2 separate regions of the Homo sapiens genome follow, and region 2 is linked to region 1. A link is a loop called in an ENCODE intact Hi-C map of the cell type or tissue named here. Cell type or tissue: psoas muscle. All regions are shown on one strand.

Evidence for each region. Peaks named below come from ENCODE experiments on the same cell type or tissue, not always from the same donor. Only the 100,000 strongest peaks of a DNase experiment are listed, where the experiment ranks them.
Region 2: it touches region 1 in a loop (3-fold over the local background); 11 of 110 quality-filtered maps call a loop at or near these places.

What each region holds. Positions count from the first base shown.
Region 1 is chr16:83,823,049-83,831,048 of GRCh38, forward strand. No RefSeq gene overlaps it. Among named protein-coding and RNA genes, the nearest start is that of HSBP1, 19 kb to the left of the region's middle. In psoas muscle, a CTCF peak has its summit at 3,215 (motif pointing right); a DNase peak (open chromatin) is centred at 3,253; H3K27ac peaks cover 408 bases.
Region 2 is chr16:84,480,572-84,488,571 of GRCh38, forward strand. MEAK7 (MTOR associated protein MEAK7) reads right to left here. Exons shown (of 8, transcript NM_020947.4): 5 at 6,060-6,488; 6 at 2,021-2,139; 7 at 1-137. Among named protein-coding and RNA genes, the nearest start is that of ATP2C2-AS1, 17 kb to the left of the region's middle. RefSeq lists an enhancer at 2,692-3,193. In psoas muscle, a CTCF peak has its summit at 4,247 (motif pointing left); a DNase peak (open chromatin) is centred at 4,235.

The DNA of each region.
Region 1 (8,000 bases):
GGAGGGAAATAAATTTGAATCAAGTTCATTTTTTCCAACATTTTATTTTGAAAAATTTTAAACATTCAACAAAACTAAAAGAATTTCTACAGTGAACACCTGCATACTACCTACAGTCAACTACTAACATATGACTCTGCTTGATGTATGATCTTTCTGACTCTGCCATGGCACAGGTCACAAGAGACTGCCAGGAGAGGAAGGTTCCAGGCTCGCCCTGAGAGGGGCCAGTGTCTCAAAAGCAAACTGTCCTCAAAGAACCTGTATTATCAACATTCAAAGCCCTTCAAGAGGCCAGCATTGCCATCAGAGTCCTTGTGGAAATATCCATTTTTCCCTGGCAGTAACACCAGCAGCCAAAATTTGTTTTAAAAATTATTGCACCGGCTGGGTGCGGTGACTCATGCCTGCAATCCCAGCATTTTACGAGGCAGGTGGATCACTTGAGGTCAGGAGTTCAAGACCAGCCTGGCCAACACAGTGAAATCCCATCTCTACCAAAAAATACAAAAATTAGCCAGGTGTGGTGGCTCATGCCTGCATAATCCTAGCTACTTGGGAGGCTGAGGTGGGAGAATCACTTGACACCAGGAGGTAGAGGTTGCAGTGAGCTAAGATCGTGCCACTGCAACATAATGAGACCCTATCTCAAAAAAAAAAATATTGCACATTCCTTTGTGTCAGTTTTGTCTCATGACTAGTGTGGTAAAATTTGGCTACCTACTATGTATCTGTTTATTAACGTGTGCAGTAGGTTTAAATATTCTTACAACTGCTTACATGAAATAATAATTGAATAAATAGAATGCTTCCATACTCTGCAGCCCATGATTCTGAAAATCGTCTAATGGGCTGCACTGGCTTCTCTGGGCTGACCTGGAAACATTGTCATCTTCACAAGTTCTGTACCAGCACAGTGCCCGGCACGAAGTAGATGCTCAGCAAACATTTGATCATTGGATAGATGCATATCCTGGCAAGCTGTGGTCGGACAAAAATAAATAAATAAATAAAATTTTTTTAAAAAAAGGATCCTATAGAGTCAGTATCAAAGGTCTGCTGTTGTACTGATTGGGGGGAAAGATCTCAGGATCTCAGGATGTCATCTTGACTGAAGACAAGACTGACTCGGGTAACAGTGCCATTTGCTCCTTGAATGCATCTCTCACTCCGGACTGAATATTCAGCTCCCTGCAAATCCCTATAAGGTGATTCAGGAACCAAGGGACAGGAAATTCTCTTCAGGATATTTACATTCTTTATCACTTGCTTTCAGCTGCAAGTGGCCAGTAATCTACCTCAAGGCACTGAAGCAAGAAAGGGCATTTGTTGACACTTGGAAGCTGGGGTTTGGGGGTCAATTCAGACATTGCTGATCCAGCTGCTCAAATTCATCAGGAATGGCTGCTGCCACTCAACTCTACCATCCTGTATGATGCCTTGGCCACCATGGAAAGATGGCCACAAGCAGTTCCAGCTGCATTCAAACCCCTCAGGCATCAACCCCTGGACAACAACAGCTTCCCTGGTTGTTTCCCAAAGTTCCCGCAAATGTCCCAAGGTTGCATCTCCTTGGTCTGATTTGGGGTATATGCCTATCTCTGAGCCAGTCACGGAAGCCAGCCAAGAGGAGTGGAATAATCTCATCGGCCAGGCCTGGTTCAGCACCCTACACTGAGACCAGGCATGGGATTAACCCACTCATCAAAGAACTGGAATTGAGGATGGGGGAGAAGAGCTACCTAAGTGGGATCAGGTGCTATTTACAGGCTACGTAAATTTAAGGCTCACCAAGCTCCAAATATTCAGGAAGGTGCACCTAATTTCCAAGTCTTTCCCACTCTCTCTCCCTCTCCAGCCAGCCCCAGGTAGCTTCCCCCATTGCCTGGCAAACTCCGAGCTCCTAGTCTGACGCCAACATGGAACCCAAAGGTGAGTCTCTTCTTCTTCACGACTCAGTTTAATTCTCAGCATAAGCCCTCCAGTCAATTCGGTGCTCTAAAAAGTTGGAAAACATTTATTAAACACCCACTGAATGCCAGGAACTGTGCCAGGCCCTACACCAATGGTGCTGTATTCTACCTACTCATTAGAATCACCTGGAAAACTTTTACACACAGCAATGCTAGGGCCCCACGTGCAGCATTCATCATGCCCACATCATTAGTATTTTGCCAAAGTCCTCCCTCCCCTGGGTGTCCAGCCAGGGTGAGAATCCCGGCGTTAGGAAATAAGACGCATTATCCCGTACGTAATGGAGCGCCTTCTTGGAAGTTAAACGTTGAGCTGCCAGGTGTGCCTTCTAGAAAGAGCCCTGGAGGAGACAGGAAAGCACTGGGGTTGCAGTGAAGCAGGCCTGGTTGGAACCCACAGCTCCAACAGCAGGGCAGACACAAACTTGCCAGGCCCAGTGCAAAACGGAAATGCAGGGTCTTTTTATTTATTTATTTATTTTTATTTTTTTATTTTATTTTATTTTTTTTTTTTTGAGACCGAGTCTCACTCTGTGGCCCAGGCTGGAATGCAGTGGCATTATCTTGGCTTACTGCAACCTCTGCCTCCCGGGTTCAAGCGATTCTCCTGCCTCAGCCTCCCAAGAAGCTGGGAATTACGGGCACCCGCCACCATGCCCTGCTAATTTTTGTAGTTTTAGTAGAGACGGGGGTTTCACCATGTTGGCCAGGCTGGTCTCGAACTCCTGACCTCAGGCGATCTGCCTGCCTCGGCCTCCCAAAGTGCTGGGATTACAGGCGTGAGCCACCACGCCTGCCCAAGAAATGCAGCGTCTTGTGTTCAGAAACTATTAGGAATCTCAAGATAACAACGGCAGAGCATTAAACCGAGCACAGGGCCCTGTGCGTAGGTCACAGACCCCAGAGGCCAGCCCTGTTTTCCAGCTTTATTGCTCATAATCTTGGGAAAGTCACCTGGTCACCGCAAGCCTCCTGACTGTCATTTCTGCGAAGGGGATAGCAATAATTTCCTCCAGGTTTTTGTGCAGATTGCAATAAGATTATGAACGTGCCATGCTTAGGGCGGGGCTTAAGCACTCATTCAGTGGGTGAAAGGAAGAGGAGAGAAGAGAGGAAGAGAAGCAGACTGACTGTTCAGTGTGAGTGGAAGCCCCATCTCCACGCGAAAACAGAGCAAAACCAGGATGAAGGCCACCCACGTAGTACCGTGGCCTGCCCTGCTCAGTAGCCGCGCCCAGACTTCCATCTGTGGCCAGCAGAGGGCAGCGTTGTGCAACTAAAGCCCCAGGATTCGGGCAAGGCCCCAAACCCAGAGGACAACTTTGCTAGAAGGTCTGGCAGGGAACCTGCATAATTTACTCCTGAGTCTCAGAACTAAAGTAAACAACGCCCCAAGAAATGATACCTAAGAGGCACATGACCTGCATGCAAATAAAGAGGCAGCATGAAGTAATCGCTTTCGGGGACGGTCTAATTTCCCCCTTGCCCCACCCCGCTCCCAGGATGAGAAGCTTCAGACCCCTGCATGATTTTCCCAAGGCTGTAAGGAAGGATGTTTGATAGGGACTTTCCTGTGCCGTGTTTCATTCGATTTTCCCGATAATCTGAAAGTTGGGCATTTTTATATATTCTTTTGTTTCTAAACAGAAGAGTAAATCATGCTCTGCAAGCTGTCTCTGGGACGTGCTGGCCTCCCTTCCACCCCAGGACCTTTGCTTGTGCTGTTGTTTTTGGCAGAAATCCCATCCTCCCACCGCACAGCTCCTTCACTTGGCGAACAGCTCGGTATAGGTACATCTCAAGTCAGACATCACGTCCTCAGGGAGCTTTGCTCAAATCTTGCACACCTGGCCTGGTGCTGTGGTTTCTGCTTTCATACCAGCTTGTTCTTTTCAGAGCTTCTATCATGGTGGTATGTGTATCTGTGTGACTCTTTGATTGTCTTTCTCCCTCACTAGCCTGTAAGCACCAAGAAGGCAAGAACTGTTTTTGCCTTCATTGACTCCCTAGTATCCTGGACATTGGCTGGCACACCCTACCAATATTTATTTGTTGAATGAATGAATGAATGAACTTGCCCAAGGTAGCACAGCTGGTAAGAGGCGAACTGGCATTCGACCCAGATCCTCTGACCCGCTAATCAGTCCACATCCCACTTTATCTTATTGCCATATATGAGCAAATGTTGAAAATTGGTGTTTTTTTTAGTCTTCCCACCCAAGGGGGCCTGCGGGACTTATATACCAACACCTGTCAGTCATGGTTGGGGGCTGCTGGGGTGGAGAGGTGGGCACGCAGTGGTGCCAATTCCCTGGAACGGATGGTAGCGTGAAATCCAGCGGCAACAGAAAGCTCTCAAGCAAAGAAGCACAGCTGCTGGTGGTCAGATGTCAGGCCAGAGTTTACAGAAGTGACAAAGGCAGGGGACATGGGAAGGTCACTATATAGATTGTGTCCCCCCAGAAACGTGTGGAAGTCCTAACTCCCGCTGCCTGTGAATGTGATCTTATTTGGAAACAGGTTCTTTGCATATGTAATCAAGTTGAGATTAGGTCATGCTGAATTAGGGTGGGCCCTAAATCCAATGACTAGAGTCCTTCTAAGAAGGTAATTTTCACAGATAGGAAACACCCAGGGAGAAGGCCACGTGATGATGGAGGCAGAGACTGGAGTGACGCAGCTGGGAGCCAGGGAACATCAACGATCACCAAGTGTCTCCAGGAACCATCAGGAGCTGGAGGGGCGGGAAGGATCTTCCCGGGAGCATGGATTTGTAGACACCTTGATTTTGGACTTCTGCCCTCCAGAACTATGAAAGGGTAAGTGTCTTCTGTTGTAAGCCCCTCAGTTTGAGGTTGTAAGCTCCTCAGTTTGGGGTTGTAAGCCCCTCAGTTTGGGGCATTTTGTTGCAGTGGCCCTGGGAAATGAATACGGGCCCCTACAGTGCCACGATGGTCAATGGGGAGCTTTGTGCTAGTGACTGGGAGTACGACACAGTGCTTGCAGCTTGGAAAACTCTTAGTACAGGGTCCCGCAATTTGTAGTTGGTGGAGCCCAGATTTCTGCGCTGTCATATCTGCTCCTCGAGGCTATGGAGTGAGTTTCTCTCCTCTTCTTCAATCAGCGATTACCCCACCCCCAGCTTTGCAGTGCATCCCTTCTCATCTCCCAGGGCACTCCTATCCCATCCACACTATTCACAGAGGGTGTGCAGGCTGGGACCCATGTGAGGCAGACTCGGGATGGCGTTGCTGTCTGAGAAACTGCACAAGTCTTTATTTCAGTTTTCCGCTGCTGTGAAGAGGCCACGCGGGCCCAACAATAGGGTTCCAGTCTCTCCGTGAGCCTCCCTGGACCCCTCACTCCCCCAGGTGTGTCTGTGCCCAGGAACACCTCACCATCTTGTCCCAGGAACCTGCAGCCCTTTTCATCCTCCGACTCACCTCCAGATTCTACTTCATGAAAGCACCCCTTAAAATGGTCAGTCCAAGCCAGATCCTCCTTGGAAGATGGGAGAGCAGAGAAGCCAATGGCAGTGCCCGCCTCTGGCAGGGCAGAGGGTGAGTGAGTCAGAACAGGTCAAGGGCTCATCATTTTCATGGCCCAGTCTCATTGATGGAGAGACCCTCAGAATACTCTGTCCTGGCTAAGACTAGAGAAGGGGGCTGAGACCTCCGTCTTGAAGATAAGGGAGAGGTCAGAGGATCAGCTGACCTCTTTGAACAGCCTGTCCCCTGGGACTGGAGTGAAGGCCTCTGGGACCTGAGCTATCCTACCTAGACCACCATCCTCCCCACTCCTCAGCCCATGTGACTGGGTGAGGGCACAAGCCTAGGAAAGAAGGCACTCTGCACCTGACTATTACGAGATGATAGAGATGCACCAGCCCCTGGACAAGCACTGGGTCCCTTGACACCAGCAAGAATGAATAGGGGCTCAGTCCTCACTACATTGAGGCCCCACGTAGCAAGCACAACCATCCCCTCTGACATGTGGCATCAAATTGCACGTCAGCATAAGGAATCCTGGTAGATTTTTTTTTTTTTTTTATCTATCTATTTATCTGAAACAGGGTTTTACTCTTGTCGCCCAGACTGGAGTGCGATAATGTGATCTCACTGTAACCTCCACCTCCCAGGTTCAAGCAATTCTCTTGCCTCAGCCTCCTGAGTAGCTAGGATTACAGGCGTGCGCCACCACGCCCGACTGATTTTGTATTTTTAGTAGAGATGGGGTTTCACCATGTTGGCCAGGCTGCTCTCAAACCCATGACCGCAAGTGATCTGCCCTCCTCATCCTCCCTAAGTGATGGGATTACAGGCCTGAGCCACCGCTCCTGGCCCTCGGTAGATTTTTAGAAACCTTCATCTCTGTGTGATTCCAGAAGCTCCAGGAGGCCAACAGCAGCCTGGGAAGGTGAAAAGCCTCCTCCTCCTAACCAGCCCACAGACAGAGGCTTTGGGACTCACTGGGGTGGCTGGGCCTGTATCCTAGAGGAATGTGCACAAGTGCACAGGGAGGCTGAGGCACCGGCCAGGCCTGAGTGACCTGCTCCCTGGCCCGCTCCTGCCTCCTCCCTCCATGCCCCTTAATCTTTTGCTTGCAGTCCCATTTTTCAAGTAGAACGAAGGCGTGCAAGTAAATCAGCACTGAAAGATGACATCACAGCGTCTACCTACAGGGAGGCGGGGAAAAGGGTGATTTCATTTTATTTTGTACATTGCTTTACTGTTTGCATTTTTTAACAGGCACATACGTTCACGCATAACCTGTATAATCAATTTTGTCTTCTGTTTTCTTAATTCCCCAACAGGCAGGACAGCCGTGTCCTACATTTCCCGCCATTTCCCCATGGTGATGGAGCTGCAGGGGTCCTGAGAGAGGGACGCTCACAAGGTCCCCGCACCACTTCCCGAGGGTCCCAGAATGACAGATTCGTATTCTAAAGGTGAGTCTGTCAATTGCATTCTGCCCTATGGCAGTCCGGCCAAGGGGGTGGCACCGCAGAGCCAGGAGGGCAATCCCAGTTCACGGTCACCAGGCTCAACCGCAGGCAACGGGCTGGTTGCATTCGTGTGGCAGGTCCTGGCTCCCCTGTTGTGTAGACAGGAGCGCGCGGTGAGCGGAGTGTCGGCCACAAACTCTTGCCCTGGGCGTGGCCATGTGACTTGGTTGATCCAATGGGATAAGAGCGGGGATGACAGAGCCCGCCCCATCCTAGGTCCCTGCCTGAGATGCTGGAGCTGAGCGTCCCAGCCACGTGCGCATGCTGGAGCGGAGGGGCTGTGCCTGGCCAGTGCTGCGTATGGGGGGGCGCCTCCGTTTCATGTCTGGTCAGTTTAGGGACGCCGCATCATTGCAGCAAAAGCCTGACTCCATACCGCTGAGAAATCACCGTGGCTAATGCAGAAGCTGAAGTAGGGCTGTCTTCCATGTGACTCTGGCAAAAAGTCATATGAGTTATTCAGGTCACATGACAGGCCCCCCAACCCTGATCTGAAGGTGGCCACGTGGTGAGGCAGGCCAAGCAGAGTGCTTTTCCCAGCGTCGGTACCAAGGTGCGTTTCTTTTTCGAAATCACAGCTGTAGGAGGCGGCAGCCTGGGCTCCCTGTTGCGGGGCGGAGTCTGTGGTGGGACATCCGAGACGAAGCCACTTTACTCATTAGGTGTAAACGGCCCAGCGCTGGGGCCTACGGACTTCTCAGGACCTGTACATTTATGAGAGACTTTTGTGGGGAAGGGGATGGTATTGATACCAAAGTGAAATTCCGAGGTCCAACACGTTTGAATCAATATCTACAAAAGATACCATTATACCAACCTCATTAACAGGTATATTTAGCATTCATAGAATGTTGTGTTGGTGAGTAAGTTGTAGGTGCCACAAAAATTCCCAAGTATGCGGGATAACTGCTGAGAAATCATAGCCAGCAGTAGAGGGAGTGACTTGCTGTGGAATGCCTCGGGGAGGAAGGCTTCAGTAGCGGGTAGCACAGACCCCCTTGATGCTGGGTCAAACCAATAGG
Region 2 (8,000 bases), 660 kb after region 1:
TTATCAAACTGGAAGTTCTCCTGAGCCGACAGCTGCGGGCTGTTGTACGTGGTGCACGTGGGCTTGGCTCTGCTGTGTCCTTTCCCAAAATCAACATCCACCCAAAGCCCAAAGTAATTGTGCTGCCCCCCCATACCCTGCAAAGGAAGCCAGGACAGAGAATAGCATCAGCAACTCCTCAGGGTCTGTGGACATCAAATACCACAAGCCAGCCTCTCGCCTTAAGTACCAGCCTGAGACAGGGGCGGGTGAGTGGTGAATGCCATCATCTTGTTTTCCTTAACTGTGAAATATATCAATTACTGCCATTTAAGCATCCCATGCCAAGTTACTAGAACAGTCATCTATGTCTCCAGACACCCACCCCATGGCTCTTTCTCAAGAAGATTTGCTGGCTGAAAGCACAAGTGACATCAGAGAATTAAAAATGTTAAATATATATAGAGAAAGAGACCTCCAGGGCCCAGGGCCCCGCCCAGTTAAGATAAGGGGAGAGGTGAACACAGAAGCTGACACTGCAAACCCCCTGTGTTGGGGCCCCAGTGCCCCGCTTCCGGGCAGCGATCCTCACCCCAAGACAGGCTGGGAAACTCAGCTCCGAGTGTGTGGCTTACAGGATGCGGAGGCAGACCCGGAGGCGGATGCGAACCCCTGTGCCTTCCACCCTCAGTCACATGGCTGGGCTCTGAGCTGTTCAATCTCACCCTGCAGAGAACCTCCTCTGGTCCCTGGTAGGCCTGTAACACCTGGCACGCCCTAGTTCTGACCTTGGGCAACCAGAGACCCGAGCACACTGCCCAGAGTTGACACGCGGAGCCGCTCTCTCAGGGCCAATGACGAGCGATGACCGGGGCCTGCCGGGTGCTGCCTGTGAGGCTGGCACCCTCACTCCTGCCGCCACCAGACCGCCCTTTCCAGAAGGTGCCAGGTGTTCTAGGTGGCCTGGCCACGCCCCTCCCTCTCTCCAGGGCAGCAGTGTGGTAAGCCTGGGAAGGACGCTGGTCCCTATATCGGACCAGCCTTCTCTGCCCTCAGCTCTGCAGAAACAGGGCTGGATTTTCCCAATAAGAGCTTTCTGTCAGCTGGGCGCAGTGGCTCACGCCTGTAATCCCAGCACTTTAGGAGGCCAAGGCGGGTGGATCACGAGGTCAGGAGATGGAGACCATCCTGGCTAACATGGTGAAACCCCGTCTCTACTAAAAATACAAAAAAATTAGCCAGGCGTGATAGCGGGTGCCTGTGGTCCCAGCTACTTGGGAGGCTGAGGCAGGAGAATGGCGTGAACCTGGGAGGCGGAGCTTGCAGTGAGCCGAGATCGCGCCACTGCACTCCAGCCTGGACAAGAGTGGACTCCATCTCAAAAAGAAAAAAAAGAAAAGAAAAGAGCTTTCTGTCAAGCAGCAGAGGAAAGAAATCAGCAGGGGAGCTGGCAGGAGCAAGCTGAGCTTCGGCGTGGATGCTGCCCCAACTCCTGCCCTCGGGCCTGCCTGGACCCGTGCCCACCCACTCCCTGCACCCGGCCTAGGCCTCCCCCGCTTCCCCCTGCTTCCTGTGCCATGTCACCAAGCTGAAGCGAGGGCTGGACAGGAGCCACGGTCACCCCAACTGGGGCCCCACATGCTGTCTCATGAGCTGCCGGCCGTCCATTCCCCTTGGTCCAGCACTCCCACGTATGAGGCAGGCCAGCGACGCGCAGGGACAGGTCTGGCGCTGACACCATCCCTAGCCACAAAGGCTACAAACCAATCATCTGAGGGCCAGAAAAATGGGCCAAGTGTGCCATCTGCACACAAACCACTGAGAAGCCCCAGCAGAGGCCACATCCTTCTCTAAGGGAAACCCTGGCCCAGCTGTCACTGCCCCCAGCACCGGCCCTGGAAACAGAAGGAACTGGACATGGCGTGCGTGAGGAACTGAATGCCACGCGCCCTGCCCTGATCTGTGGAGCTGAGCCTCGGGGTTGACACCTTTGCTGGGGGACATCACCAAGGCAAGACCACCACGCTCTGCCCGGGCTCACCAGTCCGTTCGGGATCGTCTGCTGTCCATGGTTCAAGTACATGTAGTGGTCGTTGTAGCCCGTGTGTGTGTACACAGCCATGCTGGGGCAGATGGAGAACAGGAAGCATCTGTTGTCCCCTGAAAGTAGCCAGAGAACAAAACAAACAGGGTCGGTGTCTGAGCCGGTCCCACAGGGCCGGAAATGCCGGTAAGCTGCAGCTCAGGAAGCAACAGGGCCAAGACCCTTCTCACCCATGTCCAGGTGTCGGCAGATCAGGGTTTGGGACAAGCTGCTAGGGACCCAGGTGGATGAGCTGGGGATGCAGGGATTAGAGGGACAGCTAATAAGGAATGGGACATCTTTTAGCTCTGGCCAGGGGAGCAGAGATCAGAACTCTGCCCACTGTCTGCTGGAATCAGTTCAGGCTGGCCAAGCACATCCGAGCCAGAAAGAGCAGGCTTCCTTTAGCTTATGAGCACGGGGCAGGTGGTCACTCCGCAGAGACTGAGGCCTCCAGCACAGCCTACCTGAGCAGGCAAGTGACGCTGCGTAGTGCTGACCCCGGCCTGAAAGAACGTACCATGCAGAGAGAGAAAACCTGCAGCTGCAGAGCTGTCCCCAGGGGCACGGCCTACGAAAGGAAGTAGTTTACCCTCGCCCAAAGGCATGGGGTGGGCACACAGGCCATTAAAAGAAAGGTACCAGTCAAAACTCTGGAAACTATGGGTCCCCAGTCTCAGAGACTCCTCCACTCCATAAGCACCTCAGCACTGGGGACAGGGCCGTAGGCCAGGCCTCGTCCTCGGAGCTCCCAGCGAGGGACACTTCCCACCATGTTCTGAGGACTTGGCCGGAAGGGCTGCCCGCCTCGACACCAGCATACACAACTGTCACAACAAGCTGGAAGGCTGCAGAGAAACAAGCTCATGGGAATTTGGGGTTGGGCTATTCATCAGGTGGGAAAGAAGTCACAGGAAGCAAATTGGGGGCACCATGATGGAACGCAGATAAGAAGGGGGCACCAAGACCAGGAGGCTGGAAGAGGACGATGGCCCCGAGCAAGCCAACAGGGCTCAGTCTGTAGAGTGTGGGCTGACACCGCCCAAGGCTCCAATCTAGAAAGATCGCTGGGGGGCCTCTGCCATCAGGGTCTGGGAGGCTTCTGGGAGGCAGCTTCCGAGGTCAAGAGGGAGGCCCTGAAACAGAGCTGGCTGGGGCAAGAGTCCCCATGGAGAAGGGATCCCATGAGGACAAGGTGTGGGACAGGTACGGAACAGTGGGGCTTGAGAGCATCGGGTGGAGGAAGGAGGATAGTTAGGCTAGAAAGTTCCACTGGAACCAGCTAAGTGAAGGGCTTTACTCTGGGCTACAGACTCAGGCTTGCTTCACTGGGTTTCAGCAGCCCCAGAGGCTTGAGGGCAGGTTTAGACGCCGCCATGAACAGCTGGGTCACACCCGTCTGCACTGCCCCCGCCCCGCTCTCCCCGACTGGACTTCAGGTAAGCGGCCCTTTGCTTTGCAATCCTGAGCCCGTCTTGCTGCGGAGCAAGGTCGCAGGGCCACAGAGTTCAGGCCTCAGCTGCGATAGGCCCAGATCCTAGTCCACCCCCAAGGGCTGTTCTCCATAGGGAAAGCCAGGAGGGGGAAGCATCATTCCCAGAATACAGGGCAAGGACCTGATGAGTTATGATTATCTGTGGAAAAAAGTGACACCAACAACGAGGACTCCTTATCTCATTCCCATAAAACAATACCCAAGCGTGCGGCCACCAGCACCTGACGCTCGGCCGCCGAGGAGCTGCCTGCCCACACAGCATGGTTTCGTGTAATTCTGAGGAGCTGAGGCCCAGAAAATGAATCAATCACCTTGCCCAGGGCTAGAGCTGGGACTCAAAATCCTGTGTTCAATCCAAAGCCTTGGGCCTTTTCAATGATTGCACAGAAAACACAAGCCAAAAGGCTCTAAGTATAATCAGTTCTTCTTTCCTCAAGCAAAAACACTCTGATGAAAACAGTCCTTTAAAAAGGTTTACGAAGCCACATTACCCCGCAGGGAAATATCCTCTGTACTCAAGGAGGTGGCCACCCTCCCCAGCATTTGCCTTCATTGTTTGTCCCACAGCTATTAAATCACTTAAAGTCTCAGATATTAGAGGTCATTATTTCCAGGACAAGCGGACAGCACGCTCTCCGAACTTGACCCACAGTCCACGGATTTGTACCATGCGTGGTGTGAGGCTGCCCTCTGCTGTTGTTTCGTGAGTATGGACACGTACTGCAACAGAATGAACTCGGGTTTGAAAACTTGGCCACTGCATTTTTCCCACATGCTTCAGCAAGATTAAGTCTGCTTGTTAATAAAACATAAAGAGCCAGCAGAGTCCATCTGAAATTAACATTAAAGGCTCTGGAGGGAGCAGCAGCTTTACCCTGATCATGATGCTCAGGGTCTCTTCATATCCTAAAGCCGAGCCTTCAGCCATGCAGTGAGGCAGAGCAATGTGTAATTTCCCCGGAGCCCGAGGCTGGGCTGGTGGGCACATGCCCTATGCCTGTGACATGGAGGCAGGGCAAGGTGGGTGTGCAGAAGAGAGTGGCCGTGGCAAGGCTGAGGCTGCTGTCTCTAGAAAGGCCCACCTGCAGGGCCGGCCCTGGGCTGGCACCTGGAAACTTTGATTTGGGGAGAATTCCCACCATTCCCAGAACTAAGATAAAGATCTAGAACATCCTGAAACCTAGATATAAATCAAACCCTAGAAACAATGCAATCTAGGAGATAGAGGTGCCCAACCCTCAACCTGGTGACCCCTGCTACCTATTCCAGCCAGATGCCACCTAGCCTCTGCTGAAAGCTCTCCTGCAAGGGCAACTCCACCTGGACACAGTTCCCGGCCTTCAGAACCTCTGCCTGGTGGAGAAATGACGATTCCAGAGGTGCGGGGTAAGATACAGGATGTACCGGGGAATGCCAAAGGCAAACCCTGGGGATGGTGGCCCACTCTCAAGTACAGAGGACAGCCCACTGATGGGCGACGCATCTGTAAACATTTCAAAAACTATCTATCTATCCATCCATCCATCCATCCATCCATCTATCTACCTATCTATCTATCTATCTATCTATCTAGAGATGGAGTCTCGCTCTGTTGCTCAGGCTGGAGTGCGGTGGTATGATCTCGGCTCACTGCAACTCTGCTTCCGAGGTTCAAGCAATTCTCATGCCTCAGCCTCCCACGTAGCTGGGATTACAGGCATGCGCCACCACACCCATCTAATTTGTGTACTTTCAGTAGAGACGTGGTTTCACCACGTTCACCAGGCTGGTCTCAAATGCCTGACCTCAAGTGATCCACCTGCCTCGGACTCCCAAAGTGCTGGGATTACAGGCTTGAGCCACCACGCCCAGCCTTATTATTTTTTTTTTTTTTTTAAGATAGAGGCAAGGTCTCACTATGTTGCCCATGCTGGTCTCAAACTCCTGGGTTCAAGTGATCCTCCTGCCTCAGCCTCCCAAAATGCTGGGATTCCAGGTGTGAGCCACTGCACCTGGCCTGTGTTTTAAATATTTTTAAAGGACTCTTTTCATCAGAGTATTCTTCCTTGAGGGAAGGAAAAGAATTTACTTAGAACCTTTCATCCAGTGCATTCAAGGTCATGCACAAAGCTTCCAAATTCCAACAAGCAAACGCGTGGCGGTGGGGGCAGGGGCAGGAAGGCCCAGGGAAGGAAAATGTCCGATCTGAACCAATTACCATCTCCTGGTCCCCTCGGAGGCATCTGTGGCTTGACTTCTCCCACGCCCCATAGACCCGGCACCGTGTAATAACTGGGCCCGTGTCCTCGCCTGAAAACTGGGGGTCACACGGCCTGTCCTGAAGAACTCTGATGTGATAAACACCATAGAGCAGCATCACATTTTCCTATCGCCCCGACTGCGTCTAGAGAAACACTTGGAGAAGATGGGAGAGCCCTATTTAGCACCCCCACCCTCTCCCTTTCTCCAGAGCTCTTTGCCCGTGCTGTGCCACTCGTCAAGGTTCAGGACACCAAGTCTTACCTTGAAACTGAGGCTTCACCTCCCAAGAGCAAGAGGCAAACCCACCGAACACATGCTTGTCATGGTCCTCGAGGACAGCCACACAGGGTCCCCGGTGAGTGATGTGGCCACAGAGCTGGGAGAAGCTGTGTCCATGGAGCTCAGACGAAAAGAGCAGGCACCAGCGGTGCCGCTGCTCCCGAGGCAGCTGGGCGTTGATGTACATGACAGAGAGGACATCCAGGATGCTCTCAAAACCCCTGCCCTGGTCCACTTGACGCTCAGGGACCAGGGTAGTCAGATCAAGAGACGAGCACAGGATGAGAAAGCCCTTGCAAATGACCACACTCAGGAATATGGCCACATGGGGGACCCTGAACACCCAGTCCTCGATCACAGCTCGGTCACAGTCATAGTCCAGCCACTGGGGCCCCAGAAGTCTCTTGCCATCTAGGGGAAGGGGATGGTCAGCATTAGTGGGGCTGTTATGTCACCATTTAGCTACTATCTAAACCCACACTGATCAGTGTGGGAGCCACGAGTCACATGCAATTACTGAGCACAGAAAACAGGGCTCGTGTGAATTGAGAGGTGCCGTCAGTGTAAAAGGCACACTTGATTTCAAAGATTTGGTATGAAAAAAGAATGTAAAATATCTCAATTTTTAAATATTCATTACATTTCAAAATTGTATTTAGGACATATTATTAGAATCAGTTTTCCCCTGTTTCTCTTTACTCTTTTAACATGGTCCCTAGAAAAGGGAAAATTTCACATGGGGCTTGCTTTGTCTATTGGCCAGCACTGATCTAAACAATCCGACTTCAACACTTTTCTCTCCTCTCCAAGCAGCATTTCAGAACCCCTCGAGATGGCAGTGCCCTGGCAATGGGGCTGGAATAAATGCCTGAGCTACACCTGGAGCCGCTCATCCAAGGGCGTCGGTCCTGCCAAGGTCACTGGAAGGGGAATGTTCCCAGCCAGTCAAGGGGCTGGTAGGGCACTTCCTGGGACTCCTGCAGTTTATCTGGGAAGTGCGGGTTTCATTCGCCACTAATCAGGCTTAATCATACAGCACTTGGAGCCCTATTTTCCATCCCTCACCCACTAAGAGTGGAGGTGACAGTAAGAGCGTGGGAGCACACACCTGGGACTCGAACAGCTGGCTTCAAACCCGAGCTCAGGAACAGCATGACCTTGCCAAGGTCTGGACCTCTGTGCCTCAGTTTCCTCAGGTATAAAATGGAGGTAAGGCCAGAACCTGCCCCGCTCGGTTATTACAAGGAACAGAGGAGCTTTTACGTCTTAAGCTCTTGCTGACACAAAGGCCCCATTTACAGAGATTATAATTCCCAACCTAGCGAAAATTTGACTAAGCTGAAATATTTTGTGTAACTCAGGCCCATTTTATTAAGCAGGAAATGTAAAAGTACTCCCAACTTCTGATAATTCAAAATTCCTATCATTTCTATTTATTTTTCAAACAGTTTCATTTCTCATTACCTATATATTACTTGAAATCTTAAGGATAATTTTAATCGTCTGAATTACCTTTTCTACTTCACTGAAAACTTTAATTTTTATTTTCATGATTCTTCTTTTAAAACATACTGATTCTAGATGGATGAACAGTTTACCCATAAGACGAATTACTGATACTTACTTGTAAAATTCTTTCCAAGTTCCAAATACCTCATCTAAACTAACTTCTGAAATATAACCTATTTTCAAGCTGTACTTTAAAATCTGGCTTTAAAACAAAAGGGCAACATATTTATAAAGTAAGTCTGCTTTGCAAAGTGATTTGCCACAAGGTTTTTTTTTTTAATCCCAATTAAATTTAAATATATACTGCTTCTCACCCAACAACAGAATACACATTCTTCTCAAATGTGCTTTAAACATTATCCAGAAGTGACCATACTATAGGCCATAAATGATGCATCAACAAATTTTAAAGGA